Linked DNA regions of Mus musculus: all the other regions are linked to region 2. A link is a loop called in an ENCODE intact Hi-C map of the cell type or tissue named here. Cell type or tissue: left cerebral cortex. All regions are shown on one strand. Each heading gives the region's core, and the rest is flanking DNA. Links, peaks and the distances in the headings are about the cores only.

The links. A loop is a pair of places that touch in the nucleus more often than their neighbours do. Peaks named below come from ENCODE experiments on the same cell type or tissue, not always from the same donor. Only the 100,000 strongest peaks of a DNase experiment are listed, where the experiment ranks them.
Region 1: it touches region 2 in a loop (7-fold over the local background); 2 of 42 quality-filtered maps call a loop at or near these places.
Region 3: it touches region 2 in a loop (2.8-fold over the local background); 2 of 42 quality-filtered maps call a loop at or near these places.

What each region holds. Positions count from the first base shown.
Region 1 is chr1:14,735,230-14,745,489 of GRCm38, reverse strand. No RefSeq gene overlaps it. Among named protein-coding and RNA genes, the nearest start is that of Msc, 16 kb to the left of the region's middle. In left cerebral cortex, for the core only: CTCF peaks have their summits at 5,272, 6,797 and 7,000; a DNase peak (open chromatin) is centred at 5,266.
Region 2 is chr1:15,678,711-15,688,970 of GRCm38, reverse strand. The region is part of intron 2 of Kcnb2 (potassium voltage gated channel, Shab-related subfamily, member 2); the gene reads right to left. It also overlaps the pseudogene Gm25227. Among named protein-coding and RNA genes, the nearest start is that of Gm51617, 66 kb to the right of the region's middle. In left cerebral cortex, for the core only: a CTCF peak has its summit at 5,140; a DNase peak (open chromatin) is centred at 5,214; H3K27ac peaks cover 638 bases.
Region 3 is chr1:15,616,713-15,626,972 of GRCm38, reverse strand. The region is part of intron 2 of Kcnb2 (potassium voltage gated channel, Shab-related subfamily, member 2); the gene reads right to left. It overlaps Gm51617 (a long non-coding RNA gene), which reads left to right and starts at 9,109. Exons shown (of 4, transcript XR_003947747.1): 1 at 9,109-10,260. In left cerebral cortex, for the core only: a CTCF peak has its summit at 4,872 (motif pointing right); DNase peaks (open chromatin) are centred at 2,317 and 4,886.

The DNA.
Region 1 (10,260 bases), core at 1,217-9,216, 940 kb after region 2:
CTGCTCACCTACCCACCCACTTCCCTGTCTTGTATTCCCCCAACACTGGGGTTTAGAGCCTTCACAGGACCAAGTACCTCTCCTCCTATTAATGTCCAAAAAGGACATTCTCTGCTACTTATGCAGCTGGAGCCACAGGTCCCTCCATGGCCCTCTTTGGTTGGTGGTTTAATCCCTGGAAGCACTGGGGGTACTGGTTCATTCATATTGTTGTTTCTCCTATGGGGATGCAGACCTCTTCAGCTCCTTGGGTCCTTTCTCTAGCTCCTACATTGGGGACCTTATGCTCAGTCCAATGGTTGGCTGAGAGCATCCACCTCTGTATTTGTCAGGCACTGGCAAACTAAGTGTTATTACTCTTTGATATGATCTTTCTCTTTCCTTCACAAGATGATGTTGATTTTCAGAATTTCTTAGCTTTGAAGCACCTGACATAGTTATCACAGGACCTAGAAATGTGCACAGTCAGGTGTTAGCACTTGGCATGAGCTCTATTTTCTATCTAACTACTTGAAAGATTTCTTGGATGGAAAAAGAACTGATTGAGAGTATAGGCAGTAAAAGAAAAAAAGCTTCAAAATCAGAAGAGATGTTCTGAGCCCTATGAGAATATCTCACAGTTATTATCATACCTTTTAATCACACACAAGATATAGCAATATGTCTCTGATTATCTTCATTTACACATAGGAAAGCTGAGGCTCACAGACATTAGGAATGTGCCAATGGCTACCCAGGGTAAATGGTAGTCATAGCTTAAACCTGTCTCTTCTAATTCAGAACTCCATTGTATCTCCAAAGGATTGTTTGCCAGGGTGTATAGAGATGGGGACAACGGCCACTCAGGCCAAGCTTACTTTAAGTGTTAACTTGAACTTCACCTTGGATGTGAACTAAGAACAGTAGATGAGTTGTAGAAATACATAAATACATCTAGCTTAAAGAGTTTAAAATAGAATGGAGTCCAGAATGTGAGTCAGAGCTCTCTTGCTCTCTTTCTCTCTCTCTCTCTGTGGGGAGATGCTAGTCAAAGCTACCTAGGAAAGACTTGTGAGTCTAAGCAAATATTTTTAGTTTGTTGTCTTCATTTTCTGCTGATATGGACAGTTTAAGTCACATACTCTCTCTGTGGTTACTGGAAGGAAGAGGTCCAACTTCATGAAGGATTTTGTGAAGACTCCTGGAGAACCCAGCATAGGCAGAAAGTGGCCAACCTGAAGATGGGAGCCAAGCTACTGAAAGGAAGAAAGGAAGGCAGAGCCAGTTAAAGCCTACCTGGGCAACCCTGCTGTGACTAGAACAGTCAGCTAATTTTGTATGTAGGAGTTGTTTAAATGAGTTTCAGATAAAGACTCTCTCTCTCTCTCCTCTCTCTCTCTCCTCTCTCTCTCTCCTCTCTCTTCCTTCCTCTCCCTTCCTTCCTTCCTTCCTTCCTTCCTTTCTCTTCCTTTTATTAGATATTTTCTTTATTTACATTTCAAATGTTATTCCCTTTCCAGGTCTCCTCTCCAGAGACCTGCTACATCCACTCCAGTAGTGACTCGCGTGGCAGGCCTAGAAAACTGGACACAGTCCTGAGGCGAAAAATTCATGGAAACGTAGTCTCCTGGAACTGTGGCATACCATATAACAAATGAGCCAAACTTTTCCTTACGAATGGATCTGTGTGCTTTCTTTCAGTATTGTTTTGTTATAGGTGCCTCCAAGCAATGACTTGCCATATACCTAAGCAAAATCGAACTTTGCTTCCTGGCCTTCACCAATGCCCTAGGTAGTCCTTGAGCCAACCCTGGGCTTGGAATTCAGTAAGAATGTTGCCTATTCAGTGACATTCAGAATTGCCTGTAGTATTATAAGAGAAATAGTGAAAAGAAATCAGGCATTACTATCTACTACATAGAGTTAGAAATCTCAGGGCAAGCTGAGCAAAGTAAGTTTAGAATTCTTATTATATTGTAGTATATGGCAGACTACACTACTTATTAGGAGAAAGTCCCCCCACACAATCACTTAGAATAATAGCCAAGTTACTCCCATATGCAAGAATTTACAATGACCTAGGAAGAAGGAAGGTTGTGGTCTAAGAAGGAACTAGAGTAAGTACTTAGAACTATAGATAGCTGAGTTACACCCATACACAGGAATTTACAATGGCCTAGGGGGGAGGTGGACTATACAATAGACTAGAATTGGAACTAAGGCAAGGGTGTGAAGCCCTTGACCCTGGCTGCTAAGATTAAACTGACCTTAGGTGGGGCTGCTTTTGAACAATTGGTTCCTGTTAGCTTTTAGTATGCAGTCTTCTGTTTTGTTGTAAAAGTAATTTTGCATCAGATAACTTCAATGTACCTTGGATGGCCTTAATGTATCACTTAACTTCTCTGTTTTCTGTAATATATAAGACTGATGCTCACTTTGACAAATTGCATCCAGATACAGCACTCCTTTGTGTCTGTTTGTCACTCTTTTCATCGCCAACTCCTTGCCCACCTGTCTGGAACCCTAATTTCTCCTGCAGATTGAGGGGGGCCGACTGGTTTACGGCAGAAACCCCTTTCCCCTCCTCTATCCCCCTGCATCTATGAGGATGCTCCCCCCACCCCGGCCCACTCTTGCCTTCCTGCTCAGGCCTTCCCCTACACTGTGGCATCGAACACCGACAGGCCCAAGGGCATCTCCTTCCACTGATGTCCAACAAGGCCACCCTCTGCAATATATGTGGCTGGAGCCCTGGGTCCCTCCATGTGTACTTTTTGGTTGGTGGTCCAGTCCCCAGGAGCTCTGGGGGAGGGGGCTTCTGGCCAGTTGACATTGTTGCTCCCCACATAGTTCTGCAACCCCCTCCCCTCAGTTCCTTCAGTCCCTTCTCCAACTCCGCCATGGGGGAATCACTCACTCAGTCCAATGGTTGGCTGAGAACATCCATCTTTGTATTTGTCAGACTCTGACAGAGCCTCTCATGAGATAGCCATATCAGGCTCCTGTCAGCAAGCACTTGTTGGCATCCACAATCGTGTCTGATATGGTAACTGTATATGGGATGAATCCCCAGGTGGGGCGGTCTCTGGATGGCCTTTTCTTCAGTCTCTGCTCCACACTTTGTCTTCCTATTTCCTCTTGTGAGTATTTTGTTCCCCCTTTGTTCTAAGAAGCACTGAATCACCTATACTTTGGTCTTCCTTCTTCTTGAGCTTCATATGGTCTGTGAATTTTATCTTGGGTATTAACTTTTGGGCTAATATCCACTTATTAGTGAGTGCATACCATGTGTGTTCTTTTGTGATTGGGTTATCTCACTCAGGACGATGTTTTCAAGTTCCACACATTTGTCTGCAAACTTCATGAAGTCATTGTTTTTAATAGCTGAGTAGCATTCCATTGTGTAAATGTACCACATTTTCTGTACCCATTTCTCTGCTGTGGGACATCTGGGGTTTTTTTTCCAGCTTCTGGGTATTATAAATATGGCTGCTATGAACATGGTGGAGCATGTGTCCTTATTATATGTTGGAGCATCTTCTGGGTATATGGTATATCTGGGTCCTCAGGTAGTAGTATGTCCAATTTTCTGAGGAACCGCCAAACTGATTTCTAGAGTGGTTATACCAGCTTGCAATCCCACCAGCATGGAGTAGTGTCCCTCTTTCTCCACATCCTTGCCAGCATCTGCTGTCACCAGAGTTTTTGATCTTAGCCATTCTGACTGGAGTGAGGTGGAATCTCAGGGATGTTTTGATTTGCATTTCCCTGATAACTAAGGATGTTGAACATTTTTTAGGTGTTTCTCAGCCATTCAGTATTCCTCAATTGAGAATTCTTTGACTTAGCTCTGTACCTCATTATTAATAGAGTTATTTGGTTCTCTAGAGGCTAAATTCTTGAGTTCTTTTTTATATATTGGATATTAGCCCTCTGTCAGATGTAGGATTGGTAAAGTTCTTTTCCCAGTCTGTAGGTTGACAATTTTTCCAATTGACAGTGTCCTTTGCCTTACAGAAGCTTTGCAATTTTATGAAGTCTCATTTGTCAATTCTTGATCTTAGAGAACTAGCTATTGGTGTTCTGTTCAGGAACTTTTCCCCTGTGCCCATGTGTTTGAGGGTCTCCCCCACTTTCTATTTTATTAGATTCAGTGTATCTGGTTTTATGTAGAGGTCCTTGATCCACTTGAACTTGAGCTTTGTACAAAGAGATAAGAATGGATCAATGTGCATGCATGTACATGTTGACTGCCAGTTGAACCAGAACCATTTGTTGAAAATGCTGTCTTGCTGGGCGGTAGTGGTGTGCACCTTTAATCCCAGCACTTGGGAGGCAGAGGCAGGTGGATTTCTGAGTTCCAGGACAGCCAGGGCTACACAGAGAAACCCTGTCTTGAAAACCCTGTCTTGAAACAAACAAACAAACAAACAAACAAACAAACAAAGCCATCTTTTTTTCCACTGGGTGGTTTTAGCTCATTTGTCAAGATCAAGTGACCATAGGTGTGTGGGTTCATTTCTGGGTCTTCACTTCTATTCCATTGATCTTCCTGTTTCTCATTGTACCAATACCATGAAGTGTTTTTTTTTTTTTTTTCCACTATTGCTCTGTAGTACAGCTTGAAGTCTGAGATGGTGATTCCCCCAGAAGTTCTTTTATTGATGAGGATAAAGACACTTTCTGCTCCTCATAGGTGAGCCAGAGTTTTTCAAGCTTTACCAGTAGCAAAAGAGAAAATTAGTCTGTATTGAAGTGGAGGTGACAGTAGACTTAATAAAAGCCACCAAGGAGATGTGTGATGGCCTCTGAAGATGATAAGCATTTCTGTACTTATGGGGACACCTGTGGTGGGGATTTCATAGAAACATACATTTATAACCCTTCTGAGCTACAAGGAGCCTCCTACACAATTTATGCTATGTTCATCACATGGCCTTAACACTAACAGGAATGAAAACTAATTAAATACTTAACAAGATTACCTAGGCACAGAATCCGGTGCAAGAATTTAAAATTATGATTCCTTCAAACTAGGTAACTACTTAGGAAGGGTTTGTGACTAAATGACACTTAACTTATTTTAAGGTCTCAATAATCTGTCACCAGATTCAAGAAAATTAGGAAACTTTCGAAAGTCACCTCCACGGACAGTCTGCTCACACATCCACCTTTCAGTTCTTGAGGACTCTGCCACTCAGGAAAAGCAGCAGAACTGAAGTAAGCCAAAACCTTAGGCTTCAGGTCCCCTCAGCGGCGGTAGCTCCCATAGAAGCATGTTACTAGCTCGCCATCTTGTGCTAAATACTGGAATCGCAGGCAATGTTGAGGAGCCCATTGGCCTCACAGAGAGGCATTGCCCCCTCCCCCCGCCCCCCTCCGCCCTCCACCCCCCTTCTGTCCCTCCCCTCAGGCCTAGGTGACAAGAGTACAAGGTTTGGGACCGCATTCAGTGCAGCTATAGCCTACCAACATCAAAACTGTTTGAGCTCGGATCTCCTAGTAGACAGATCCCCGAGGCAAAGGCATGTGTGCAGACTCATGATGAGGCATTTGCTGCAGCATCAGGGCCAGGAAATGCCTGGAAGAAGAAGCGACTCAGGACCCGGGACCCAAAAGGCTGCAGGGGCAAAGGAGGTTAACAGGACTTGTCACAAAGGCCCCAGGGCCTACCCAGTCTCCATATAGTGCTGTTGCTAATGGTGGTCCTGAGAAGCAGAGAGGGTTCCTGCGGCTCCAGCTCCATTCCTGGAGGTCAGCTTACCCAGTCGCTCCAGGACGCCCCGGTGTGGATAGGCTGTTTTCTCAAACAACACTCTTGGGCCACTCTCCTCATATCAATTCCATATTCTATCCATGTGCAATCATGAATAGAAAAGGGAAAAGGCAAAGCAATGCCGGGGGCGGGGGGGGGGGGGGGAGGATAACTCCTCCATCTTCACTCATTGACCACAAGTTGCGCCCAGGTTAGTGATCAGAGGCACGCATGGAGGAAGCTGCTGAGACACGACACCCTGCTGAGACAAGCTTCCTTTCTAAAGAATTAAAAAGGGCAGGCGTCCTTGTTTACTTGGCGATAAAACTCTGACCATAAGCACCTTCTGCATCATAGTTCATCACTGAGGCAAGTCAGGGCAGGAACTCAGCAGGTAGGAGCTGAAGTTAAGACCAAGGCCATGAAGGAGAATAAACGCGCTCCTTGTGGTTTGTCTCAGAGGCCTTTTGTATACAGCCTAGGCCCACCTGTGCAAGAGTGGACCCACTCATGGTCATTTGCGCCCACCTTGGTTAATGAGGACTTAAGAAGATGCTACAGGCCCACAGGTCAATCTGAAGGAGGTAGTTCCTCAGCTGAGCTTCTTTACTCAGCTAGTAGCAAAAATGAAGCAGAGCAGCAGCATCCTCGCCTGTGAAGCATATTAGAATGGCCAGGCTCTACCAAAGGCCATAGATAGAACACAGATTCCACTCTTCTGATTGCCCACAGTTGGCTGGACCATCCTATATTAATCATCAATCCATAAAGTGATGTTTCTTATAGAAGAAGTCTATCTTCATGCCCATAAATAACCTTCATAGAACTAGACTGGGACCTGTGGGTAGAAACAGAAGAGGTAAAACTTTAAAAATTTCACCTATCAGGAAGTAACATGGACAGGGCAGAAATACCAAGAAGTTGTTGCTCTGGAGGTCAGGGCTTAGCTGCTGGCCTGAAGGTCAGAAACAGGGCCCTTCTAGATGGGGGAGAACTTGTCAGTCCCCCCACAATTTCCTTCTGTGGCTGCTCTGTGGGAATGGGGCATTACTAACTGGAAGGTCAGCCCCTTGTGGCTGTCAGAGGAGAATCATAACAGCCATGCAGACACAGGCCAAGCTGATGGAGACAATTTCTCAGTGGGCCTTTCCTCTTCTCAGGTGAGTTATCTGTGTTAAACTGATAAAGACTTACAAACCACCATGAGCAGCAATATCGGTTGGCAGCCTGAGATAAAGAAAACCATGGATAATTCAAGAGTTGGCAATCATAATCTGTGTGTATACTGCCCACTTATGGTCAATAATATTATCTCAGGAATAGATGTTACAAAACCATAGTGCCACATGGAATTTAATCATTTTATTGTCCACTATAAGTCATAGGTATATGTGATATAAGGACAACACATGTATGCAGTTTTAAAACCTCTATACATAAAAATATGCACATAAGTTATAAAAAAGTCAAATTATTTGTTACATTGAGTCAAATGGAGCCTATATTCTCTTCCTTGCTGAATTGTTAGCAAAAGAACAGATTGGCAATAATTTGAGGTGTGTTTTTCTGAATAACAGATGTTCATCTTATTTTTCTTCTATCATGCTTTCCAAATTTGGAGGTAGGGGGTAGAAGAATTCTCAAGGGAAAAAAAAATCACAAATAAAGTTGACACCCCTCCCCAATTCTGGCATTTAAAAACTAGTGTCCAACTGCCAGACACATAACATCCTGAATGAAAGAGCACTGTGGCAGGGTTCTCCCTGTCCAATTACCTTAAAGTATTAGTGCAGCAGGAGGCCTGCGATTGGACATGAAAAGGTGAAGAGTTGCAGGGACAGAGAGTGACTCAGAGGAGGGAGGAGGAGAAGCTAAGATGGAAGCACACAGACAGGAAGAAGTTCCTGATCCCATGTGGTTTTAATAGTCACAGGTAGTTATAAATATCATATAGGGATAACTTGTCTGATCTAGGAAGGCAGCTTGTATCATTATCAATTGGCTCTGAAATTACTGTGTGAGCATTTTGAGAATTGAGAATTTATTGATCCATAAATCTGACTTGTTAATTATAAGCTTCTAGAGTTTTGTTTCTACCGGGTTGCTGGGTGTTGTGGCAGATGACCGTGGGGTGGACGGTCATTGTGTGGGGTTGGCATGGCAGCAAAGGGAACTTGGGAGCTTCAACCCTGCCAGAGAGTTGGTAGGCAGAGAGTTACTGGATGGAGGGTGAGAAATTGTCAGTTCTTTTTAATATGTTCCACATCAGAACACCTCAAAATTCAGGAAACTATGTAGGAAGAACTGTTTCAAAGTAGGAGCAAGCTTTTACAACACAATCCTGTTGTGTTTTATAAAAGACCAGGGTATTTTTGACAGAGGGAGTTATGGTGAGATGGGATGGGGTGCTCTGTGGGCCTGTGCTGGGGCATCCCTTTTCCCTGAGGTACCAAGGGGACCAGCCATAGGATGGGTATAGTGTAGAACAGAGTTTATTTGGGGCATAGGTAGAGGAGTTGAGAAAGGAGTAGAGACAGAAAAAGACAGACAGACAGACAGACAGACAGACAGACAAGAGAGTGAAAAGAAAAGAGGAGATGCTGGTCAGGAACATGTGGAGCAAGAGGGGAGGGGGAGGAAGATTGAGAGTAGAGGAGAGAAGAGAGTCAGAGAGAGAGAAGGGTCAGAGAGAGTGACAAAGGGCCAAACAGCCCCTTTTATAGCAAGCCAGACCTACCAGGCTGTTTCCAGGCAACTGTTGGGCAGAGCTTAGAAAGAATGCCAACACCCCCACCCCACACCTCTGCCTGCCCGCTTATTCTGATTTTTCTCTAATGGCCATATCAGAGGGACTGTCCTTTAGGTTGGCAGCAACTGCTGGTAACCATTTAGAAACTCCCGAATGAAGGTGGAGGGCACTGTTGCCTTCTTTCTGTTTTCCAAAATCAGTGTGCAGTTCACAGAGAGCAGCCATAGAATGAAAGTGTAGGAAAGCAGGTGTCTCCTCCCCAGTCCTGAAAGGCCCTGTTTCTGACCCTCAGGCCAGTTAACCTCTGACCTCCAGGGCAACATCCTCTTGGAATTTTGGCTTCTTCTTTGCTACTTCCTGAGTCTCTTTTGAAGTCTCACTATCTCTGTTTCTTGTCCCACTTGTCCCAGAGCCCTGTCTAGTTTTATGAAGGTCATTTATGGGCATAAATACAGATTCGTTTTACAGATTTCATTTGAGTTGAAACTTGGGTTTTCATTGCCACTATACCCACACAATAGGGTCCTTCCATCTGACTTGGGATATACTAAAGTTTGTGCACATCATCGTCTATAAGCCAAGTCATGGGCATTGGTTAACTAGAACCCTTTGGCAGCTTCTCCTCTGATACCATGGTACCCATGAATGCATCCTAGGGTTGTTCAGATTGATGCATGCATAATTTTTTATTCTCATTGCTGTGACCAAATGCCTGGCAGAAAGCCACTTAAGGAAGGGAGAATTTGTTTGGGGTCATGGTTTGGGACGCCTGACCTCAGTCTCTGTTTCTGACCTATCCCCATTATGGAACAGCTATGATAGGACAGCAACAGCCTTCTTGGTGGCATGGTTATTAGTCACACCAATCAAACCACAAAACCTTTGACTACAAGCTGTCCTGTTTACAAAATATACTAGGGCAATGCTGGCACAGAACTGCAGGAGTAGCCAACCAATGTCTGATTTGTGACAAGGGCCACTTCACGAAAAGGAACCTATACCGAACACTGAACCAAGAACTAAGAACCAGAGACTAGATAGCAGAGTCCTAAGCTAAAACCAAACACTATTTGTCTTTTAAAAAATCAATAAAATGATTTCTAATCATATTATGCTATACTCACAGTCAAGACTTGTTCAGTTGTCATCAAAAATGCTTTCTCCAGCTTTAGATGGGAATAAATGCAGAGATGCACAGGTAGACAGCATGTAGAGGGAGAGAGCCTAAATGGGAGTTCTCCATCAAAGCCCTTTTCCCAGAGCTCGGGGAATCCTGAGGAATAGAAAAAAATTGTAATAGCCAGAGAGGATGGAGGACAACAGAAGAACACTACCCTTTAAATCAACCAAGCAAGGAGGTATGAGCTCACAGAAACTAAAGCAGCAATCACAGAGCCTAAACGAGACTGTACCAGGTCCTCTATGTATATATTATAGCTATTTGCTCAATATTTTTGTGGAACATCTGCCTGTGAAAATGAGTGGGTCTTTGACACTGTTTCCTGCTCTTAGGACTCTTTTCCTCCTGTTAGATTGCTGTGTCCAACCTCAATACGATAGTTTTGGTTTCATCTTATTATAGTTTATTTTGACATGTTTAGTAGTTATCTCTTAGAAGCCTGTGCTTTTCTAAGGAAAAACAGAAAAGAAGTGACTCCACAGGGAGGAAACTTGCAGAGGAATGAGAGAAGTGGGATGTGAGTGCTATAAATAGGATGTATTGTATGAGAAAAGACTATTCTCAATACAATAAAAAAGGAAAATAAATTTATGAAAC
Region 2 (10,260 bases), core at 1,105-9,104:
CCCTTTTCCATGTTAGTTCCTCACAAATAGATGCTTTTATTTGTGGTTATGGATGGTGTTTACAGAACTAGCTACTGAGTGAGGCCCTGTGCTTTGGATATTGAGGCCCTTCTAAATGCCATTCCAGTTTTGCATATGCCAGGAAGCTAAAATTTGACACTCCCAAGCAAGCACAGGACATGTCTAACACATTATTTTAAGATGGCACATAAAAACTGGAATCCTTTGAGAACCTGGTTGCTATCATCCAGTTGAAGCATATTAACTAGTCTCTGTAAAGGCTGCTATGAATGCCCAACCACTGTACCATGAACACATTTTAACTAACATCTAGGATGCTGCAAGGCTTGGGACCAGGGAAGACTGAATCACCAGGGGTCTCCTTCCTTAGGAGAAATTCTGTGCAGTTTTGGAGAATTGGATAAACATAATAAAAATAGGGAAGTTTCATCTCATCACATTATTTACAATTCTTTACACATGATTCTGTAAGATGTTGTCCAGGTCTGAGCATTTAGCCCTGTGATGCCCATAAAAACGTGTTATTCTTATCAAAGTTCTCTGAATGCACATGCAAATCCATGTGACTGTCATCTGCGGCCATGAAACCTCCTTAATCTTTTCTCTGACACAGTAATCTGAAGAAGACAAAATTTGAGCTTTCTATATAAATGCGCTAGCAAGCAAGATAATCACTTAAGCCCGCTATGGCATCAGCTTCATTCCAGTTTCTAATTTCAAAGCAGTGTCTGTTTCTTAGAGTTAAGTAGACCAGAGAACAAAGCCAGGCACACAATGACTTCGTACGTAAATGAAACACACCATTTTTGCTTGAGAGTTCTCATCCTATTGATACGGTTGGGAGACTGTCAGGTACTGAAGCTTTGACCGATAAACAAAGAACACCCAAGTCCACATGCAAAGCAGGCTGAAAGAAACCATTGATTTGCTCTCTCTACAACCATGACTAAGTAGTTTGAAGATGAGACCGTACTTGTCCAATTGCTTATTGGCATCCCAGACTTGCCAGGGAAAACAAACCATTAGTTTTTAATTTTTATCACTTAAATAAATAAATGGTATAAATTGGTTGGTCCATCCTTTCCCTTCCCTTCCCTTCCCTTCCCTTCCCTTCCCTTCCCTTCCCTTCCCTTCCCTTCCCTTCCCTTCCCTTCCCTTCCCTTCCCTTCCCTTTCTTTTGTCTTCCCATTTTGATCTCATTGGAAAAGTAAAAATTTCTGTTGTATAGAAACCTAGACACTTGCTTTTTTAATGTGGCAAACAATGGTCAAATAAGAACATTTAAAATAGAGTCAATCTATTAACTAGATTTCAAGCTTTTAACTCTGGAAATTGTTTGTTTCAACAAAGTGACCATCTGTGCATTTGAGGACAGCACTAATCAACTCCCTCCCACTTACATGGCCTCAGTTTGGCTTTCTTTTTCTGAGAGTATTACAATAAGGGTGATATCTTACATATTAATGACTGCTTTTAGTCAACTGATTATAGTATTTATTCTCTCTCATTCTGCTGAGGATATATTTGGTACTAAATTCAACCTTTTGATTCCTGGTTTCACTTAGCCATAGATGAGTTTATTTTTATTTATTTATTATTTTTTATTTATTCACATGCTAAATAGTTAATGATTTCTCAATTTTAGTAATCAAAAAAGTATCACAAGGAATTTTTCCCTTCTCAGCTTAATAATTTACTGTGGGCTTTATGCCTTACAACTTCTTTTTGTAAGTAACAATCTTGTATTTAACCAGCCTTATATAAATGCATGTGAGGTTGATGTAAAATCAGCTCATAATGTAAACAAATTATTTTTCCTTTACTCTAAGATCCTGGAGTTGCTAAGCTCTCATGGATCTCATGACCTTCATATAGTTTTTGGTTCTACATCCCTGCATCCAACCTCTTCTGTGGTGTGCTCACTAACACAGCTGCCAGCCTCTCTAGACTTACAGAAAGTTGAAAAAAGAAGCCCACGATGTTGTCATTTAATTGCTATGAATCCTCCCTGCTTTAAACTGTGAGTGTGTGTGTGTGTGTGTGTGTGTGTGTGTGCGCGCACGTGCATGGAAGTCAGAAGATACCTTGGTGGAGTCCTATCTCTCTTTCTATGTTCATGTGAGGATGGAATTCAGGTATGATCAGAAGTTTTTGGAAAGAACTGCACTTTATACTGAACTTTCTTTGGTTTAAATGATTATTAGAATTCAATGACTCTTGGAACATTGGGATGTTTTAAGTCCGGAGGCTAAATACAGGTTGTGGCTGTAAGCTGACACAGGTTGACAAGCTTACAAAACAAGCACCTTTACTTGCTGAATCATCTCTCTGGACTGTTCCTAGCTTTTCTGTCTTTTGTGGTTTTTATTGTTTTGGGGATTGCTACACACCCTTGTTATCTTAAAATACCTATTTAGGAGTTTCTACCGTACTTAAGACCTTATTGTCCCAGATTAAAAAAAAAACCCACAGAAACCTTTAGATCTATAACAAGCTTTAGAGCACCACAGCTGGACAGATATCAGCCTTCTATGCTATTTTCTCTGCTTCTTGGTGGTGATGCCTGAGATATGACTTGGGCCTGTTCTGACTGGACCACTCCTACTCCATCAGGCCAGCCCTTATGGCCATGTGCTCATGATCCTCCTACCCAATGTCAACTTCCTTCTTCTTCCTCCTCACTCTTCTTGTGGTCTCTACCTGAGACCCCAAGCCCAGGAACCAATGCTTTGCCCATCAATCAGGGATAACTTGGGAAGGGGGCAGGGTTTACACAAAAATGCTGGTGTATGTGAAAATTCACTGTGTTGGGGCCACTAGGCCTTGGGATACAGAATTTAGCATTCAAATACATGGAAGCACCAGACTACCCTCTACATATTTCTATTAAAAATGCTACCCTTACTGCCTTTAGGTATGGTTGCTGTGCATCAGTAGGTGGCAGAGAGGAGAGAAGCTGTATCTAAGCTTAGTGTTGTGACCTCTGAACATCTGAATGATGAGTAGCCTAGCATTCCATGAAAATTATTGAACCTCAGATGATTACCTGTTCAATACCAGGGGCCTTAGACAGGGAAGTAGCCTGAGATAACCACAAGTCTGGCACCATTCAGGCTGGGATGGGCTCCCAGGATGAATCCAGGGCAAGAGTGAGCCCGGGACAGACAACCCTTGCAAAAGACTATTCGGGCATGCTCAGGTTAGGAACAGTTCTGAGATGACCACTAGACTAGTGCTATGGGGCCAGGAGATGGAGCTAGCCTGAATGACCACCACTTGGGTGCTGCACAGGCTTGGCAGGGGCAGACCACGTTGGAGTTGAACCCTGTCCACTTGCACTCCTGAGACCACTCCTAGAATGACCCCAGGTACTAGGAGATCCCAGGAGCCACTAAGAGGAGCAAGAAAGTGGTGGAGAAATGGAAAAGAAAGAGAAACAGAAGGGTGTGGACACAATGAAGACAGGCAGAACTGGAGACTTGAGGATAGTGGGGAATAGCTTAATCTGAGTAGCTGGTGACTGCTATCCAGGGCTCCATCTGGGTACATGACCAACAACAGCAGGAGTCGGTTACCTTCAAAGGTTAGGCAGACATCCCTAGTTTGTGACATGTTGATGATATTTGAGGACTGTGAGGAACTGGCCCTTCCCCTCAAGTGGGCATTGTGGGAGAGCTGGCCCGGCAGCATGAGAGCAGAGGAACTGATCCTCTTTCTAGCCAGCTGTACCTCACCTGGGCAGCACTGTAGAGTGGCCCTGGATTTAGGAGTTGTGGGAGAACCAGCTCTGAGGGTGTGAGAGCTAGCAAAGTGACCAGCTCAGATACCTCTCAAGCCTAGTTCCAGGGCTTTGAATTGGCCCACTCCAACATCTATCCCATCAATAAACTTCTGCGGTGCATAAAGGGACTGGTCCTACAGATCCAAAACTAGAGTATCTCCATGACACAGGGCATCAACAGGATACCCAGGAGGAGTCAAAAACAAAAAATAATATCGTTACCTCCGCAAAAAAATTTGCCTTTCCCTAAACTTCATTTTCTTCTATCTTGCTATAGTATGAATGTTTGCATTCCTCAAAAATTCCACTTTGTTAGGGGAGGAGGGAGATATGAACAAACTACATGGTATATATTTATAAATTATAATTATGAGCCCTGATTATGAACATATGCTAATAATTCAAAAGAAAAAAGTTTGTATGTTCAAATTTTGACAGCCAAGGTGATGGTATTTGAAGGATTCTTTGGAAGGCTTGGCTGCTAAGAGTGGGGCCCCATTGGGCAGGATCTGTCTCCTAATAGAAGAGACGAGAGAAACTTTAAGTAAGGACATAGGGAAAAGATACCTGTGAGCCAGGAAATACGCCAGACACAGGCTGCTCATGCCTTGATCTTGTTCTTGGCTCCCTTCATAACTGTGGGAAATAAGTGTCCATTGTTTATAAGCTACCCAGTGAACAGTACCTTGTTCTAGCAACCTGAAAAAACTAGGGCATGTCCTTTTTTCACTTTGCCTTTCTGAATTTTTCCTAAAAGACAAACATCATCAAAGCACAGTTTTTGTAGCACAATGCTACCTGTTGGGATGGGAATGGCAAGACTTCCAATGTTACATACTCATGAAAGTCTGGGTGGAAGGAAGTCGTCTCTGGAGAATCAAGATAGCATCTCAGCTTTCTAGGAGAAATAGCAACCAACCACTGGTCTGAAATGGGTAGGCTCGAATCCTGGCACTTACAGATTGATGAGAGGTTTGTGTCTTGAGCCACCTGTAATGTCCTGGATTCTAAGATGTGAATGCTTGTAGTGCTTTGTCTTGGCTGTCCTTTGAATTCAGGAATTCATTCAATGCTGTTGTCTTAAAATGGCGGAACTGAGGGTTTCTAGGGATATTGTACCCAGTCTGAAAGCAGAACAGGATCCTAACAGCTGTCTGTGTTTGAGTTTGGAAATGAATAGTTGGGTGTACCAGATGTTTTTAAAATGCAGTTTCCTGTGGGAAAGGGTCTGGATCTTACCATTATATGCGCTCCAGCCAACATTTTGAAATATTAATGAGAAACTCTGCATTCTGGAAACAAATTGATTCATCTATGACACGAGGCTTGTTCTCACCAGTAGGTGTCTCTGTTCCATCATGCTCTGGCCCAAACACAGCCAGGCTTCTCCTGGACCTACATGTTACATAAAAGGCATCTTTTCTTTAGAAATCCTATACTTTGGAGAGAAGATATAAACAACTTCTCTTTATTTATACTCACTTTGACTCTGAATTTGGCCTTGCTTCACATTGCTGGTTGCTGAAAATGTTGGAGGGTGTTTTCAAGATAAACTCCCTTTTCATTCTTTGGTACTTAAATTAGCCCAGTTGCTAAGCTTTATCTCTGTTAGATAAAACGGTGCATTTCCGAGAAAAACTGCAATAAATACAGTGTAGGCATGAAGCCCGTTCAGAAGGCCAGAATCTTCCTCCTAAACAGTTGTTTCCTCTCTGATAAAATGGAGCTTCGGGTTAGGCTACACAGGTATTCATCTAAAGCACGAATCTTTGAGAGCTGGTATTGATAACAGCAAACTATGTGGTCTTGGGCTCTAGACTAACTGGGTCCATATTTGGACTCTGCCTTTCATTCTGTTTGCTTGTCTTTGAGTAGCATCCTCAACCTGTGTGCCAGTTTCCTCATGCACAGAAGGATAATGATGATAATGCTATTATTCTGTGACAACTCCATAGAGATTAAACCTCATATGAGTTCAGGTACTCTGAACACCTCATGGTGTATATGGGTTATATATGATAGACATTGTTTGTACATATAGGATAGAGCCCCTTCCTGTTATCACTTTTGACCCAGCTGAATTAAGGCAATGAATAGTTGCTGCAACATTGAGGTGCATGCCTCCTTTACAGCTTGTCTCACTTACAAAGGTTTAATAAAATTGCCTCATGGATTTGTCCCCTGACTGAGTGATTTTGCCTGGCCCGTGTAATTTCTTAAGGGGAGAGCCAGCTGCCATCTCTTGCACTCCCAAGGAGGTTTTCTACACAGCACAACTCAAGAAATGCCTTCCACATGGAGTTGGTTACAGACTTCAGTTGCTACAAACTTAACTTCAGGAATGAGGGAAATACAATTATTCTGTGTTAAATCACAACTAAGCATGAAAGTGCACACAGCGTTTTACTACATGACCAAAGAGTCATCCTTATCTTCCAAATAAGCTTGACTGATATATAAACTAGTTAAAAGGAGAGAATTAGTAGTGACAAACACACATGCATTAGCTCACGTCAATCTCTTAAAAATACTTTTAGGTGGGTTTCATCATTAATTCCAGCCAACAGCAAGGAAGCAAAAGGACAAATGACTCATCACCACACCCAGTGCTTTGTTAATGAACGTATTCCATGTATTCTCACTACTACATGTCAGTTGATACTACTGATATTCCCAGAGAGATGCTGAACTCTGCCGGGCTGATTCCTCAGGTAGCCCTGTTAAATAAGGAATGGCTTAGAGATGCTCATCCTTTAGGGGAACAGTACTGGACAGGGCGTGGAGTCGGACGAAGGCTCAAAAGCGATGATCCCTGGGATTCCTGGTCTTATAATCTTATTATTTGTGCTTTAATAAGCACTGGTTTCTTTTCTCTCTGGCTCAAGGACCTCTCACTGGCCAAGTGAGAGGCTTGGGACTCGTTAACTATTTGTAAAGCAGAGAGAAAAAGAATTAAAATCTTTTACACAGGCAGTACACACACACACACACACACACACACACACACATTCATATACATACATACTCTGGTTGGACCTGAATACCTAGCTCATCAACTCCTCAAGTATTTATGCACACTTACATGTACACACATATGCCTACACACACATATATAGAGAAACAGACATATACATATATATGCCTCATTTGATCATAATGTACACCTGTGGCATCTTTCTTGGCTCTGACCTAGAATGAATGTTTTTCCTGGATCACAAATTTGTCCCAAGCCTATTTCTCTTTTTAGTGTAATTGTGAAAGCTCATTGTATTTCTTATTATGCAACTTTTACTTAAGATTTTATGAGGAATGGGCACATTCTATTCTTGAGTCTAGCTTTATTATATATTTCTGGCAAAACACCCTAAAACCACCCCTTAAAACTTCCTAGTATTATTTAAACCAAACCAAGAATCCTATAAAATCACTAATTCATCTAAACAGCATTAATTCATGGGAGTTCATTTTAAAGTTGATTTGTAGGAAATCTGTCCAATAGGGTGGGCTGATGCCTAAGAATCATTAGACTATGTAATAGTGATCAGCTGCAAGAAGCAATCCTGAGGTGAAGTCTCCTGGGACCTTGCCTCTCAGATTTCTCCCATTGTAGGCCATGCAGAAACAGCCACCTCCAGGAAAGTCACCTGCCAGTCTTAGCCTCTCCCAGATGGCTCCTGATACTCACACTCAAACTAGAACCAAGGAAGCACACAATTCCAGCCAGCCAAGAGCTGATGCTCAGTGTTTGGGTGCCAGGTGCTGCGGGGAGGGGCATCCTGATTGACAGAAAGAGTACTCGGCTTGGGCTGTGGTATATTTTGGTCAATGCTTATAGTAGACTTTTCTTTAATCATGGCTAGGTAAAAGTGCTTGCTATGAAGTCTGATGACCTGAGTTTGATTCTGTAGATCTAAATAATGGAGTTGAGAACCAACTTCCATAAGTTGTCTTCTGACCTCTACACACATACAGTGGCATGTGTACCTCTTCCTACTAAAATAAATAAGTAGGTAAATAAATAAATAAATAAATAAGAAAGCAAATCACTTGGTACCTCGGTTTATTAATCTGTTCAATGTCATTTTGAAGTAAAAGATTTGTATGGTGTGTGCATGTGTGTGTGTTTGTTTGTTTCACCTCAGTTGTGAGTTTAGTTGGAATAAAGCTTGTTAGTCTGAGGGTAAATAAAGATCCTAACACAGATGAATTGAATGTTCACACAAGGACAAGTGCCAATTTCAAGTCTGTCTGTGTTCCCTGTAAATGAAGGGGATGCAAAGCTGGTCTCAAATCTCCAAAAGTCATTGAGAAGACTCTCAACTGGAGCCTAGAGATGTGGTCTGTCATTGGAATTTCTGCTTCCGAGAGACCTTTTAATATTTACGAAGTAAAATAAATTCTCCAATTGGATACACATGCAATGCAGAAAATTGCTACTGATGTTATATTGCGTTTAATGTCTTTTTCAAAAACTCCTTGAGAAAAGAATAAACACATTATGCTTGGATGGCATATTCTATAGAGGAAGTCTCCTCTGTAGAAATGACTTTAGAATTATTACTTTCTCTTTCCTTTGCCAGTGTCTGACAGTGCATGATAAAAAATTAGGATGGGGGCATCCAAAGCTAGACCCTGAGTTTTTTTTTTTTTTTTTTAATCACATGCCAAACAACAGCACAGAGGTAAAATCTCATTACTGCAAGTCAGAATACATTTGTTCTTGTGCTGCTGATATGGATTATTTTTAATAAGTACACTCGCATATTAACTAACTATCCATATTTGTAGATTCTTTTCACCTGCTGTAATTTTGCTTTTGTTCCTACCCATCTATAAAAACACTTGTCTTGGGGTCCTCCCTGATCATGACTTAATCCAGAATGCAATGGGTCCTTACAGTCCCTTTTCAGGTGCTTGATAAAAGTTTCTTCTATGTACCACTTCCTCATCTTGATGTCACCCACTTCCTCCAATGCCAGGCTGAAATTGCCTGCTCTTTATTTCCTTCATGCCCGCCACACCTCTGCAGCCGAGTCTCACCACCCCAGTGTTTGCCAATCACTGCTAGCGTTCCTTTTATTCTTCCAGTCATGTCAGTGGTTCCCTATTACCATCTAGACACAGGTGGTTCTCAAATCTACATTTCTAAGAGAGTTGCTGCCACTATCAGTAGTGATATACTGAAACTCTGTGCTTCTCAACATTATATCACCCAATAGCTTATGAAATAGACAATGCCATCTTCCTATCAGTTGTAATGTTCTCTTTTGTCTGTGACTCTATGTGCATGTTGGTCCTACATCTGGTAATGTTCCTTCTCTTCTCACCCCACTGGCATACATCTGGTTTGCAATTAGATCACATGTCCTCTGGCTCTGCCCTGAGACCAGGTTGAGTGCAGCTTCAATGTTTCTCCTTGTTTCTCCCATCAGATCATTTGCTACACCAATGGCTCTTCTGTGGCTGTGTTGCTTGTTTCTAAGCTTTGTAACGATAGTGGCCATATCCACAGCCTTTCTTTTGACTATTTATTTATTTATATTGAAAATCTTTGGAATGTGAGCAGTGTTTGGCAAATATTGGTTGGCTGTCTGACTAAACCTGAAGTTTTAAACTTCTTGAGACAATTTGAAAAATAACCAAGAAGAAAAATAGTTACTCTTTTCCTATTCTTATAGTACCATGGGTATAAGATGGTTGAGATCAGCCCCTGCGTTGAGGGTATTTTTGTTGATGGGTCTACTAAGTCAGAGGGGTGGAAGCATCTTTTAAAGGGTGTTCCTCCCAACCCTTGTTGATCCTCTAAGGAGCGGCAGGCATGTCTGAGGTTATGTGACTCAGCACTGCTCCTGCTGTTCTGCAGCTGCTGTGTTTGTATGAATCTCACCACTTCTGACTTTGGCCATAGCAACACCTTTCTTCTTGCCTTTGCCTCTTCCTTTCCTAGGCCTCTCTTTGTCCTTCAGCCTCCATGAACCTCCTAAGTTCTTAACCTGGTCATTGTGGGTTTGACATTTCATAACTTCTTGTTTATAAGGCACGTGGCAGTGCTTCTGAGAGGCTGTTTATAATTCTGCCCAACTCTTATCTTTCTAGCCTCACTTGCCTTCTAAGCCTAGTCATGCTCATTTTGCTGTAGCACACCACGAGCTTGCGGTTGCTCCATCCATCCATTCATCATTCCCTAACCAATCCACCAACTGACAGAGTGGTACTGAGTGCCAGACATTGGAATAAATTGCTGAACAAATTTAGACATGATTCCTGTTCTCAATTTCTGGAGACAAGCATTAATCAAATGATCAATAAGCGAGTTTATTTACAATTAAAATAAGATCTGTGAAGGAAATACTGAGACTTAGTGCCATGAAGATGGCTGTCGTGGACTTGAGGGTCAGGGATGCTTCTCTGAAAACATGGTGTTGCAAGGAACAGAAATGACAGAACTAGACAGACAC
Region 3 (10,260 bases), core at 1,177-9,176, 62 kb after region 2:
ATTAGTTAAGACCATTTAAAGAGGCACTGTCTAAGGAACAGTACTGTGAGTGAGCCACAGGTGTGGTTAGAATTTCTGGTAGTCACATTAAAATTAACACAAACAAAAAAGATAAAATTAATTTCAGTAATATATCTTATATAACCCAATATATCAAAAATATTTTCACTTAAACATCTAATAATAGCAAATTTATTAAAGGAATATTTTACTTTTTGTATTTGTTTAGATCATTATTACCACTATTATTATTGATGCGTGTTTACGTGTATGTGCAAGTGATCAGGTGACTAGAAGAGACTGTAAGGTCCCCTGGATCTGGTGTTGCCAGTTGCAGCTGGAGTTTTGAGCTCCTTCCATGATACCCGTGCCTCATGGATGCTGGGAACTGAATTCCAGTCCTTTGCAAGAGCACTAAGTGATCTAAATAGCAGAGCAGAGCGATCTCTCTTGTCCTACTCCATTTGCTTATTCCCCTCCCCCAGTCCATTTCATAATCTGATGAATTTAACTCTTGCACACATCTCAGCATGAAGCAGCCAAGCCTGTGCACCCTAGAGCCACAAAGTAAGTGCACTGAGCTTGAAGAACCATAGCTGTCACGCTAATACCAAACTGCAGGCACTTCTTGCCTTTATTTTGTGCAAATAAAGACATAGGTTATACTCTCTTGCAATAAGAAGAAAGTGAAATGACTTCTTTATTCCTTGCATCCATTTTCATTCTTTATATAGACAGTCCTAGTTCTCTCATGTCTGATCAAAGGTGCTAGGGAACAGCTCAGAACGTAGCAGCAGTCCTTTCCTTCTATCTCATTTAAAAAGTGGGAAGGAGGAGGGTGATGATGAGGATGAAGAGAAGACGCCTCCTTGCTTAATATAGGGCGGCATCAGCATTGTCCCCTGAAGTGGGCCTATGGCCATGTTGGTCTCTTCTATGGAGCTACCTGGCAGTCTCAAATGGCATGTTTGTCTTAGCAGCATTCTAGGGTTGAAATCAGATTGTCTGCTCTTGAAGCAATCATGCCATCAGTGGAGAGGTACACTCAGTTTGGCTTTTTGCAGGAAGGCTTATATCCCTCTCTGGCTGTCTGGGAAGGTTTGGGATCATTTAAACTTCTTCATATCACAACTCTTGGTAAACTTCATGAGTTGAATGAGAAGAATGAGCAAGCAAGAAGTACAAATGCACCAAAGTGTCAGACGACATAATAGATCCTTATTTTTCTTTTCTGTCATAATGGGTCCCCATGGTGCATCTTGTCTCTAACAATACAACACCACAGCTCTCAGATGGCCCCACTTTTGGGGCTAAGCTGTTATGCTTAACAAACATTTGAGTGTATTTGGTGTCAAGGCATAGCATGTTTGGCAAACAAAGTCAGATGCAGTATGGTCCTGGTCCTGTGGGTGCATAGGATTCTGCCTGACAAATGATGGGTGTGGTAGGGAGCCCTGAAGTCCCTAGATGGTGGAACAGGATTGCTCACCTCCATATGTGACATCTGATCTTTTCAAAGATTGTTTCCTAAGACCTAAGGGTTCACAGTACTGATGGGAGGAAGACAAAGCTATCCTAAACTATTGAAGAAGGAAGGAGAACAAGATGCCAGGCAAGTCCCTGCCCCTCACACACTTTTAGCTAGAGCTTCTCTAGAGCAACTGAGACACTAGATGCTCTTACTCTGAAAGTCAGTGGAGGGGAAAAGTCCTTAAAAGTAAGCAGAGCTCTGGTTTATATTCCATGTTGTAATTGATGATTGACAGATTGAAAGGCCTATATTTAGAAGCATGGTTTTTATAGGCATTCAGAGAATGCTTAGCATTAGAGAGAATTCTGGTGGAACTAGTATAGCTGAAGAAGATGAGACAGAAAGTCGTTTCAGCCAGTAGAGATTTGTAAGCTGAGAGGGCAAAAGCTTCTTTTAGTGGGTAAGGACATGAGAGCAATTAATTCTTTGCTTTTCCTTAGAAGAAATGATATATAGTTGGTGAAAACTTCTAAGATTAGATCTAAGAAAAATAACTAATAACTTTGTAGTGCTAGACTTTTAGTTTCTGTTTTGGTACATATTCCATTGAAAACACTTCCAGCAGTGGGCAGGCTCCTCAACAAGGGTAGATAGGCCGATTGCTATTTACTACTGTGTCCTGTGTCTGCAGTGTGCAACAATGGCCAACTTAATGGGTTATATATACATCAGATTGTGTGTGTATACACACACACACACATATAAATACACACTATCTGATATATATATATATTTGCCTGTAGGCAAGTCCTCTAGACATTTTCTGTTCAATGTGGGTGGGCCCAGCACTCTGTGAACAGTTCCCTCACTGAGCAGGTTGTCCTAGGAGTAGGGAAGCAGGCTAAACTAAACAAATCATGAGGAGCAACGCCGTAAGCAACACTGCTCCAGTACTGCTGCAGTTCCTGTCTTCCCTTGATGAGTTATGACTTGTAAGTGAAATAAACCCTTTCCTCTCCAAGCTGCTTTTAGTCATAGTTTTATATCATGGCAATAGAGCCTAGTTATACAGCTTTTTTATTTTAGGTGAACACAAATTATGTCTTGCAATAAAAGAATGACATCTTTCCACTGTTCTGATGGCAACAGTAAGAAACTAAAGCACTAGCTGCTCGAGTCTCTAAGAGAGATGCCATGTCCTACTTTCTCACAAGTCTGAGCTGATTCAAGGTTATACTCTAAACTCTGCCTTCTTCACATTGTCTTAGACCACACTTGTGGCTCCTGCTTCTAATAACAGCTACTCTACAATCTCCTCTGGACACTTAGCTTCCTGGACTAGAGTAGAATACAGAAAAAAATATGTCTCCCCCACCTCAAAGCACAGGCACTCAGAGAGGCCCTGTGATGATGGAGGCAGATTACAGTGATGGTTCACAAACCAAGGAACACCGTGGGCTACTGGGAAACTTCCAGAGACAGAGAAAACCACAGAATAGTCTCTTATATGATTCAGAGACAGAATATCTCTGCCAATATCTTAGCTTGTCGTCCAACTTACAGACTATTGTATAAGACCTTTTATACTTTCTACTTAAAAACTCTCCCTATTTAAAAACTATATATACATATATAGTTTTTAATAGGTATATATATATATATATATATATATATATATATATATATATATATATATATATACCACACACAAGCACCACACACACACACACACACACACACACACACACACACACACATTGCTGAAAGGACAGACAGATGAATTAATGAACGTTCGAATAGTAGCTTTGGGAGAAAGGCTGGGAAAGCAGCATTCTAAAGATTTAGTCATCGATTTGTTCTCTATGTCCTATTCCGAAGTGCTGTCTCTGACCAGAACAACCTGCCACTGACCTTAACCCAAGGAAGAGAAGATCATAAATTCAAAGAAATCATTTAGAATAATAATTAACATTTCAGTTTTGTTTGCTACAGGTAGCTCTATGTGTCCACATGAGCCTTGAACTTGAGGTTTTATGCCTCTAAAGTGTTAGCATTACAAGTCTGTACAAGTGGTAACTTCATCCAGCTACAATTTGTTTTTATAACAGTTGATAATACAATAATAGTCAAGGGCTTGGTTACATTTATCCTAAATTATTCATCACTATTGTTTACAAAAGTATCTGTGCAGAACAAATTGAAAGAAGACAAACACATGAGACAAATTCCTTCACATGAGTTTTAGAAATGCTGTTCTGAAGCCTGCTCTGCAATCCCCACCTTACTGTGGAATCAGATCAATAACTGGAACATCAGAATGGGCAGGGATAGCTGGAGCTGGCCCTTTCTTATCTGGAAAACAGTTGTATCATTTTGGGTAAGCTCTTGAGTTTATGATCCATTCTTCTTGGTAGATGAGGAAACAAAGCATCTGGCCAGTATATATATATATATTTATTTCAAATGCAAATTGGGCCTTAATGGTGTAAATGATGGCATCCCCAGCAGTTAGGGAGGATTCTGACAGAAATGTTTGGTGCAGGAAGACGCACACACAAGGAATCATGGAACAGGGCTTTAGGCACGAGGGCAAACCTGGTTGTGATCTGTGAGGATAAGGACCAGTTAGAGAAAGGTCAGTGTTACTGTGATGTACTTCCCATAGACTCCCCTTCCCCTCTCCACTCTCCTTCCATAGAAGCACATACCAAAGCTCCAGGAGCCAGCTTCTGTTTGCAAGGAGTTGGAGAGCTGCGAGGACCACCTCAGTTCTGGGGATGAGGATTTGGGTTAGAGAACATCTGCTGATTTGCCCAGAAGACCCAGAATATTGTAGCCATTTGTCTGGTGCTTTGTGCTTTTACTCATTTGAGTAATCATTGGTTTTACAGAGGCTTTTGTTTGTTTGTTTGTTCTTTGTTTTTGTCTCTGTTTTTAGTTTGTGTGCAGGGATCACTTAGAGACTCTTTAGGAAAGCAGGGACTGCCCCTCATGTTGGTAGCAGACTGATCAAATGACGGTGAAATGCTTTACATAGTCAAAATTATCTCCTATCCTTGATTGGTTGTATAATTGCTAAAGGAAATATTTGTCCTAGATGCAGCAGAATTTACAAATGGCTTCACAAATATTTAGGAAATCAAAGAATTATTAAATAGCGATGGGGAAATGAGAGACATTAAGGAAGCTGTTTGTAGCTCTGTCTTCCATCCCAAATGATTAAGATTTAAAGATGCTAGAAGAGGCCAGGCCTGTTAGTTAGTACATGGTTGTGATCCCAGCACTCAGGAAATTGAGGCAAGAGAATCATGAGCAAGCAAGCAAGCAAGCAAATAGATAACCAAACAGACAAATCAGATCTTAGCTTGGGAGGTCTGGTGTTTAGGGAGAAACTGGAAGGCCACTTGGGGGCAGTGTTGTACAGTGGACCAGGACAGTGGCCAGAAGTGGGCTTTTAGTTGTTTCATGAGTGAACTCTTCATTCAAATACATGAAACCATCTGACATTTGAAAGAACCTTCAAATGAAGCTCAAGAGTCTCTTCTCTTTAGCTCACCTCTTACTGGAACAGGAAATGTGCTTTGGGATCAGTGACCATTTGCTGGTGTGTTTTTGCTGTTGCTCAGGATAGAGTCAGAGTTGCTTTCTTCTTTCTGTGGAGTAATAACACAGTACCTTACAGGGCATTCAGTTGGTGTTTTACAGCTGCATGGAGAATGGAAGAGGCTCTGAGCTGTACAAAACAGAAGATAGGACCTATAAAGTTGCTTTTGACTGGGACATTTAAATAACATTTAGTTGTTTAGTGTTAAAAATAAAATGCCAGTAAAAATGTTGGAAAATGCTTATAGGATAAAAAAGGAAAATAAAATACTGTGTAAATCATGAGCTTACTAGAAAATATACATGATTGTTAGTGAGAAAAAGAGAAGCCAGTGCAAATGAGAAATAACTGTACTTGAGTGACATGTGTCTTATTGCATTGGGTGATTGTTTTATGTATGTATGTATGTATGTATGTATGTATGTGTGTGTGTATGTATATATGCATGCATGTATGTATGTATGTGTGTATGTATGTATGTATGTGTGTATGTATGTATGTATGTATGTATGTATGTATTATTTATTTACTTTACATCCCAATCACAGCTTTCCTTCCTTCCTTTCTTTCCAGTCCCTCCTTCACATCTCACCTCTCTCCATCCACCTCTCCTCCCCTTCTCCTCAGAAAAGGGGAGCCTTCCCATGAATATCAACCAGCCTTGGCATATCAAGTTGTAGTAAGACTAGGAGCATCTTTTTGTATTGAGACTAGGCAAGACAACTCAGTTAGGAGAAAGGGACCCAAGGGCAGGCAACACAGTCAGAGTGAGCCACTGCTCCTGCTTTAGGAATCCCACACAAAAACCAGCTGCACAACTGCTACTACAATACAACTGCTTGAATAGATTATTACATTCAATTAGCTACCCTTAGGCAAAAATAAATGTTTCCCGATGTTGACAAAGGTGGCTGGGCTCTAACTGACGTACCTGGAAGAGGTCAGATATTGATATCTCTGTGCTTTATGAAACAGTCACCCTAATTGATGGTACAGTATCTTTTGAATGCAAGGAACAAGACTGCTGGAAGAGATCATGTATGTTAAGGAATGATTATTTTCTAGTAGATTCCCAATGGTTAGCAAAGGATCTCAGTGTTTGATAGGATTTCTCCACATTGGTTCTCCATACTATTCCATTCATCAGATCATTGTGAATTTTCAGATCGTGTCTCATGTGATTTGTGCTTTCGACTCTACTTACACCTTCAGGGCTTTGGAAATTGCACATTGGGGAGCTCTTTGCACAGAAAAATCTTCAGAGCCAGAGCAGGTCTTTATTTTGAAGAGCTGTAAGTACAGTCAAGTCCAGTTCTCATGACTCTCAGTACCAGCATTTAAAAGAGACAGGCGATTAACTTTGGAGGAATCCTGCCAGACTCCCAATAAAGACAACATGGTGCTCAGAACTTGTTGGGAGCCACCCTGTTTAAGTGTTAACTGCCTTGTCAGCCATAAGCATTTACTTAAAAAGTTTTGGCCTTAGTGGAAAAGTACTAGCTTAGTTGAGATGTCTATGGAAAAAGTTGAGGCCTCTGTAGGAAAGTACTACCCCCAGTTAAGAACAAATAGCTATAGATCTTGTGGACAGGTACCTAGCAACCCACTCTGTTCTGTTCCTCCTGCTGCACTTTTTACCTAGCCAATATCCTGCTTCTGGGAACAGGTGCGTTCTCCCAGAAACAAAGCAATTCTGCATCATCCCCCTCCCCATACCCTGCTTCTATTGGGCATAAAACCTGCCTGGGAAAAATAAAATATGTCAGCTTACTCAATCAGACTTGCTGTCCATTCTTTGTGTTTCTTGTCCCCCCTCTTCTCTCCACAGGTGGTTCCTCAGACCCTGTTTGACTGTCCTGCTGGCTAGGAGTAGAGTTCCATCTCTAAGCTCAGGCTTGCCTCTCACATCTTTGCTTTCCAGAGCTTTACTTTTCCTGGTGAGGCAAAGCAACCATCACTAGCACAATTACAACTTGGTTCGGTTTAATTTTGGGTCAGCAATTGTCCTGGTTCACAGGCTTGCTGCACTTGCATAATTTCTTTCCTTCAGACCTGTGCTAGTTCCATGTTCCTTGTTAAAGGCAAATGGCTATTGAAACACATGGGATGAACCTTACTAGAGGAATATCCACTTGAAGACATCTCCAACTGACCTTTCCCTGCCTGCTGTCAATTGGGACCACTTGAAACCAGCTGCCGTATTTGCTGGGATGTTGCATAGTGGTAGAATCAAGAAGCAGTGGAGTATGAGTTTCTCAAGTGGTTCTTTGGGATGCTTGTATTCAAAGATATTGATCAGTTTACATTTTTCGCTTATTCTTACTTAGTTCTTTCTTGTCCTCTCATGTTCTATACAGAAACAACCTCCTTTCCTCTCTTAAATCAACTCTGTTCAATGCTTTTATTTTAAGTCTTGATTTTGATCTTTCTGTTCTTTAGAATTGTCATTAAATATCTTTCATTAGACTTTTTATACTCACTCATTATTGGGAAATAATTTTTCACAGATCTCTTATGTATGTCTTTGAGCAGTTCTTTGCTCTGTCTTTTTCCTGGTCTGTTATCTCAAGGATGTTTGAATCCAGTACATAATAGCCGTACAATAGAGACAATGGTTTTCCACTACCAAAGCAGGGTAGGCTCACCACTATTTATCATAAATGAGCTCTGGTCCTTAAACCAAGGGTTCTCACATCTCTTATAAATGAAGAGTCATCTGACCATTTTAGTATTTCCCTGTGGAACATAGAGATCAGCATAAGAAACCTCTAATGTTCTAGCTACTGCTGTGGTCCTTTTCTTCTGACTTAGTGGTCTTGTGTCTCCTGCCACTATCAGTGGTCCTGTACAAATACTTTGAGAGTGGGTTAAATTTCAGATCTTTCACAGTTTTCCACAGCTATAATATCAGCTCTTCAAATCATTAAAAGTAATCTTTCTTTGTTTCTGTTATTGCAATAATTCTAGTTATATTGTCTCTTGCACTCACTGCTCTGGGAACTGCTACTACTGTTACTAACTACCAACCCTGCTGTGGGGAAGGTGTGAGTGACTTTCTCATTGGCAAATTTAGGAGACTACCTTTACCTGATCGAATGATACCATACCTTAAACACATTACACACTGCCAGATGCTCCAGTCAAACTATTTACTGTGGCATTCCAGGCTATTTTAATAACTTTAATTTCTTTCACATGTCTGCCTGGCTTAGTTAATGTGGCTTTATGGTCACCCTTCTCATAGAATGTAAGAATGCACATTGCTTAAAGAACAGGTTTGCAGGACTGGGATTGGAATGGAAAGTGAATAGATAAATAGATAAATGGTAAAAGATTTAACACACACACACACACACACACACGAATAGGTTTCCACTTTTTGTTTATTGCGTTGTATGTTTCTTGTTTTCAATTGAAGCAACTTTTTCTTGGGGCACCCATTTCATTGGTGACATTCAACAATTTGAACTTAAATAACATAATGATAATTCAAGTGTAAGTGAGGCAAATTGGTGTAAGAGCAAACATAACTAGCTTTTAGGGGTGGTCTCCTGAGACCTTGACGGAATACCCCATGGCTGGGATAAACCTGAATCAACTCGATTACTGAGGGAAAAAGATTTGAGACGAGCTGTCACAGCAGACCAAGTTTGAGTCCGCATCTACAATATTTAAAATTGATTCTTCACTGATGATGTTTGGTTGGTAGAGGAGAAACTTAAATTTCAAAAGCAAGTAACTTAACCTTGAATAAGAGCTTTGCTATGGTATCATTCGATCAGGCTTTGCTAAGCTTGAGATTTTATGTGTCGTCACAGAATATATTAACTTGGGCTTGGTGGGGAGGATGTGTGGGTCTTTCTCCCTTCTCCCTTTCTTTCCTGGAAAGTATTTAAGAAGATGTTTTTTAAAAAAAATACTCTGAGAATCATTGCTCTTACAGCAGCAGGTATGGGTGTGTTACTGGAAGGGAAGGTGGCTATGATGACATAGACACTGTGTTACTAAAAGCAGCAGAAAGGATGAAAAGCAGAGGAAACAGTCAGTCCCCACTGGCATTGGATCCTCTCCATTGATAAGCAATGATTTTTAGTATCCAATTATGAAATATCTGGCCTTTTCTTTTTGCCGTAATGACATCACTTCCTACCCTTATACCCTCCCTACCCCACAGCACAAGTGAAAATAATTTCTGTTACAGTCTCACTTTCTGCCTCAGTCTTCATAGAAGGACATATCTGTCTCCATGGTTACAAAGACCAGTCCCATGAAAATAGCCATTTGAATGCTTTAATCTCAGATATATTATTTTTGTCTTGTTTACATTATCAAGGCCTTGAAAAGGACTTACAGAATAGTATTCATAGATATTTTAAAAATACTATGTGGAGTATACCACACCAGAAAGAAGTGGAAGAGAGAGCTGGGTACCAGTCCGAAACTACCTTTAGTATTACTGTGGCCTGAGGTGAGCGACCTCATTTCTTAGGTCACTCTCCACATTTGGAATGTTGTAAAATAAGACATTTCTCAGAGTGGTTATGAAGTGCAATGGGGACATATTTTCTAGCAGCCTTGACAGCTTATAAAGACCTGTCAGATATGCATCCTTCCCATTGTTGTTCCATTCACTCTTGCTTCTGACGTTATCTTACCACTGATCAGAGACCACGCTTTAGAAAAGAATAGGGGCTTTCTATACATTCTGAGGATTTCCGATGGACCCAGAGTGATAAAATCCTTCCCTTTTGTTTTGTGGTACCAGAGACTGAACCAGGGTCTCCTGCAAGCCAGGCAAGTGCTTACTACTCTGCCAGATTCCCAGCCTGGAAAAACTTTGTATAGACTGGACTAATTACTGAATTCATTTCAGCATGCTGTAGTTTATAGTTTATCCATGCACATAATGACTAGGTGACAGCGTCTCCATGAGTGTAATCAGGGAGGGCCTCTAATATCCTAAAGCTTGAAGAATGAGTTTTGGGCAGTATAATCTAAAGCAAATTACTGATTCAACTATTCATTTCAATAGATTGAATTTTGTCTTTACAGGCAGATATTCAGACTCTCGTCTGGGCAGAACCATGAAAAAGCAGAGGAAATTGCACTGAGGCACAGGAGGAGGCTTGCCTGAGGGGGCCTCCAAGTTAGAGTACAAAAGGCACAAACAGGCAGAGTAAGAAAT